Regions from separate parts of the Homo sapiens genome. Here region 2 is linked to region 1. A link is an interaction called in ENCODE POLR2A ChIA-PET data of the cell type or tissue named here. Cell type or tissue: OCI-LY7. All regions are shown on one strand.

Region 1 (2,500 bases):
GGAAAGAGAGAGAGAGAGAAAAGACTGGAGGGGAATGAGCCAAGACAGAGGGCTCCTATTGAAGTAGGAATTAGTCATTGAAAGCTGGGGGTGGGGGTAGTGGCTCCATTTGCAGACAAGGCATGAGGCAATAACATGTGACAAACCTCTACCACGTCACATTCCAGTGCTCACCTTTCATGTTCTATAGCAAAACTGTGTTGGGAAAATGATATTTGTGATGTTCACCCGTTTCCCCCTCGTATACACGTAGAGCATTTATGACGCTACGCATTGCTTTGAGAGGAAGGTCCATCCTATGTCCTCTGTCTTGCAACTGTTATCTTTGTTGCTCCTGAGTTTAAGCCCTTGTCATCCATGCTCGGAACACTCTCCAAACCCCTTTGTCCTTACCAATATCCCACCCTGCTTTAGAGGTCCAGCTTAGACTCCAGTAATAAAATATCGCAAAGTGAGCTCTGTCTCCCCCGAACCTGCACAACCGCACAATGGTGGTTTTGCACCTTACCTGACATGCATGGTTTTCATGGCTCTCGTTTAACCCTCACAGAAGTCACTGTGAGGCAGGGAAGGCGGGATCCATCCCTGTTAGGGTTAGTCAATAACGCCGAGCCTCGGAGGTCAGAGGAGGGTGTTGGCTGCCAAATCCTAGAGCTGGTGAGTAGGCGGAATGGTTCTGGAACCCTTTCCCGCAGTATCCCGAGCACGTTGCAGTATGGGCGCATCACTGCTCTTCCATGTGCGGGGGTGACCTTCCCTTCTGAATCCCCTAGAAGGCAACGATCATGTCTTTTACTTTGTGTCCCTAGAACTTCAGGGATGCTCAGAAGCAAGGAGGAAAGCACTGAATACTTGCTGGGTAAACTATCCACTATATCAACATTCATATCCAAACATCAGAATACATGCAGGTGCACTTGTATGTCCTCTTTCTATTGATGTGGGTTCCTTCCTCAAACAGTGTATTATTAATTTCTCAATCTGGAAGAGCAGTATTCAAGGCACTATCAAATTCAAACCTCACTTTTTCATATACCTTTGCAAAAACCTAGTTTATAACAAGGAGACCCCACATTTTTAAAAAAGCATTCCCCAAAATGAACTACCTTTTGGGGGTGACATTTTTTAAGTCTGTGATTTAGATGCATTTTTTTTACAAATTATGATAAAAATTAATTAATTACAACATTAATTGACAAGCCCTAGATATCTGGGCCTATAGGAAGTGTCTGAAGATTCTCACTTGGATTTTGAGGGGAAATGAGTTAGTTGTGACAAAGCATTTGGGAAGAATGTCTAAATACTCAAGTAAGGACTAAGAAGAATAAGCCAGGCACAGTGGCACATGCCTGTAGTCTCAGCTACTTGGCAGGTCAAGTCAGGAGGATTGCTTCAGCCCAGGAGTTCCAGCCCAGCCTGGGCAGCAGAGCAAGACCTTATCTCTATTGAAAAAAAAAAAAAAAAAATCAAGCACCAGCTTACACCGGCTACAAATAATTCATTTGTCTTTGCTACATGATGGCTTTTACTCTGTGCCCCAAGGAAGAAATGACACTTAATCTTTACTCCTGAGAGTTTTCCCCTCTTAATCCTACTTCATAGTATGAAATTCTGGGCTGGGCGCAGTGGCTCACACCTGTAATCCCAGCACTTTGGGAGGCTGAGGCAGGCAGATCACCTGAGATCGGGAGTTTGAGACCAGCCTGACCAACATCTCTATTAAAAATACAAAATTAGCCGGGCATGGTGGTGCATGCCTGTAATCCCAGCTACTCGGGAGCCTGAGGCAGGAGAATCACTTGAACTCAGGAGATGGAGGTTGCAGAGAGCCAGGATTGTGCCACTGCACTCCAGCCTGGGCGACAGAGCAAGACTCTGTCTCAAAAAAATAAAAATTAAAAATTAAAAAAAAAATTAAAAAATAAAAAAGAAATTCTGGATTGCACTTTATTGAGACGAGAACAATATTTTTTCTCTGGCTAGCAGGAGGTACATTGATTTACAGCTCGAAAAAATTAATAAGGCTTTTTATACTCACGAGAAATCTGTAAGCTTCAAAATTCAGCCTCAGTCAGAGTGAAGTGGCCAGAAGACGCTGCGGAGAAAGGAAGCACTCGCCAACCAGAAGACAGCTGAGCTCAAGAGTGTCGAAAGAGGGAAGACATGGGAGTCACAACTTGTGACCTTCTGTTTATTGTCTTTTTAAAAAAAAAAAAAAAAAGACGGATTCTTGCTCTGTTGCACAGACTGGAGTGCAGTAGCGCGATCTTGGTTCACTGCAACCTCCGTCTCCTGGGTTAAAGTGATTCTCCTGCCTCAGCCTCCCAAGTAGCTGGGATTACAGGCATGTGCCACCACGCCTGGCTAATTTTTGTATTTTTAGTGGAGACAGGGTTTTACCATGTTGGACAGGTTGGTCTCAAACTCCTGACCTCAAGTGATCCGCCCGCCTCAGCCTCCCAAAATACTGGGATTACAGGCGCGAGCCACCACACCCCAG
Region 2 (2,500 bases), 92 kb after region 1:
GTTGCTAGGACATAAACACCTGCTTAGTCGTTTGGGTCTCACTAATGAGTAACCAGAACAACTAGGTGTTTCTTTTGCCCTAGCAGTTTTGTGGAAAAATTCGTGAGGCACGAAAGATACCATGAATCAACATCAGGGAACCCGGGCGTCTTGATTTCAGAAATGATAAAAATACTGGCCGGGCTCGGTGGCTCACGCCTGTAATCCCAGCACTTTGGGAGGTCAAGGCAGGTGAATCACCTGAGGTCAGGAGTTCGAGGCCGGCCTGTCCAGCATGGCGAAACCCCGAATCTACTAAAAATACAAAACTTAGCTGGGTGTGGTGGCGGACGCCTGTAATTCCAGTACTCAGGAGGCTGAGGCAGAAGAATCACTTGAACCCGGGAGGCGGAGGCTGCAGTGAGCTGAGATCGTGCCATTGCACTCCAGCCTGAGCGACAGAGCGAGATTCCATTAAAAGAAAAAAATGCTATCTTTAAATAAGAAAACACCATAACTATGATCACTCCTGATGTATCTATCACACTGGTCAGAATTTTTAGGAACTTTACATAACTTCGCCATTATGTCATCTTGCAGATGAGGAAACTGGGACGCGGAGAAGTTAAGAAGCACATCCCAGCTCCCAGAGCTGGGAGAACGCTAGAGCCTGAAATCAAGCCTGGGACCGTCCAACCCAAAGGTGTCACTCTCATTTTACCACAGTCCCTCTCTCTCCAGCAACCACTTGAGCACATTATAAACAACACTCAATAAATAGTGATTCTGAAAAAAAAAAAATCTGTGACCATCTGTAGTCGCTGAGTGGTGGCCCCTAAAAGCGTACATCTAAGTCCTAACCCCCAGCATCTGTGAATGTGGCTTTACTTAGGAAAGGGTCTTTGCAGATATGATGAAGTTAAGGAACTCGAGATGAGAAGATCATCCTGGATTACTCGGGTGAGCCCTCAATCCAACAACAGGTGTTTTCATAGAGACAGAAGATGGGGGAACACAGAGAAGATGAAAAAGCTTTGTGAAGACAGAGGCAGACACTGGAGAGATGCAGCCACAGACGAAGGAGGACTTGGAGTCACCGGAAGCTGGAAGGGACAGGGAAGGAATCTCCCCTACATCCAACACGTTGATTTCAGCCTTCGGGCTCCAGAACTGTGAGAGAATACACTTCAGGGGTTGTTAGCCACCCAGTGTGTGCTACTTTGCTATGGCAGCCGTAGGGAATAACATGCCACCCTTGGTTCCAAGTCACCAAATGATTAAGATTATTACAAATCACTTAAACATCCAAATTACCTGGTTAGCTACCGATAGCTTTTACAAGTCCAAAATCTGAAAACAGTCTTCTATTCCGTATGTAGCAAGGAGCTGACTCTTTGGATAGATTTTATTAATGGCCTGCATTTTTAAAATCATTCATTTAATAAAATATTTTTTATTTTACTTTACAAATTTTTTATTTTCATTAGCAGGCTATTAAAAGATGAGCATTCTTAATCAGAGCTGATGAAATGTAGCAACGGATGCTACAAGTGCAAGGCTGGAAAAAATTCGAAAATGCATTTCAAAACAATCATCCTGAAATTAGGCACAACGTTATCTCCAAGGTAATGGTGAGCTTTGAAAATCAAAGTTGGCACACAGGAGCAATGGCATTTGAAAGAGTGAACTTTGGGAATAAAATAGATTTTTTTTTTTTTTTTTTTTTTTTTGGAGACGGAGTCTCACTCTGTTGCCCGGGTTGGAGTGCAGTGGCACCATCTCCGCTCACTGCAGCCTCCGCCTCCTGGGTTCAAGCAATTCTCCTGCCTCCGCCTCCTGAGTAGCTGGGATTACAGGCGTGCACCACCACATCCAGCTAATTTGTGTATTTTTAGTAGAGACGGGGTTTCACCATGTTGGCCAGGCTGGTCTCAAACTCCTGACTTGAGGTGATCCGCCCACCTTGGCCTCCCAAAGTGCTGGGATTACAAGCGTGAGCCACCGTGCTCAGCCATCAATAAAGTTTTTTAAAGTGACAAATGAGCTTGCTTCTTGCATGTTAATTTACTAACACAAACTGGATGATGGCAATGCTATTCGCAGGGAATAATGTGTATCTAAAATGCTTTTATGTTTTGTTTTAATAACAGTTACAGTAGAGGAACCAGTCTCACAAAAGGTATGTTAAGGAGAATGGAAGAAGATTTTAAAGTAATTTCAGCAAGTTCAGAACTGTTTTGTTTTGTTTCTTGAGACAGGGTCTCATTCTGTCGCTCAGGATGGAGTGCAGTGGCGCAATCACAGCTCACTGCAGCCTCGACCTTCCAGGCTCAAGCGATCCTCCCACCACAGCCTCCCAAGGAGCTGGGACCTCAGGCACACACCCCCACATCTGGCTAATTTTCTGATTTTTTTGTAGAGAAGGGGTTTTGCCATGTTGCCCAGGCTGGTCTTGAACTCCTGGGCTCAAGCCATCCACCTACCTTGGACTCCAAAAGTACTAGGATTTACAGGCATGAGC

Evidence for each region. Peaks named below come from ENCODE experiments on the same cell type or tissue, not always from the same donor. Only the 100,000 strongest peaks of a DNase experiment are listed, where the experiment ranks them.
Region 2: POLR2A ChIA-PET joins it to region 1 with 14 read pairs; 2 of 35 experiments call an interaction of 5 or more read pairs at or near these places.

Annotation. Positions count from the first base shown.
Region 1 is chr4:184,029,875-184,032,374 of GRCh38, reverse strand. LOC107986330 (a long non-coding RNA gene) reads right to left here and starts at 1,412. Exons shown (of 3, transcript XR_002959824.2): 1 at 509-1,412. In OCI-LY7, no CTCF peak of the experiment used is centred here; no DNase peak of the experiment used is centred here.
Region 2 is chr4:183,937,879-183,940,378 of GRCh38, reverse strand. The region is part of intron 1 of STOX2 (storkhead box 2); the gene reads right to left. Among named protein-coding and RNA genes, the nearest start is that of STOX2, 34 kb to the right of the region's middle. In OCI-LY7, no CTCF peak of the experiment used is centred here; no DNase peak of the experiment used is centred here.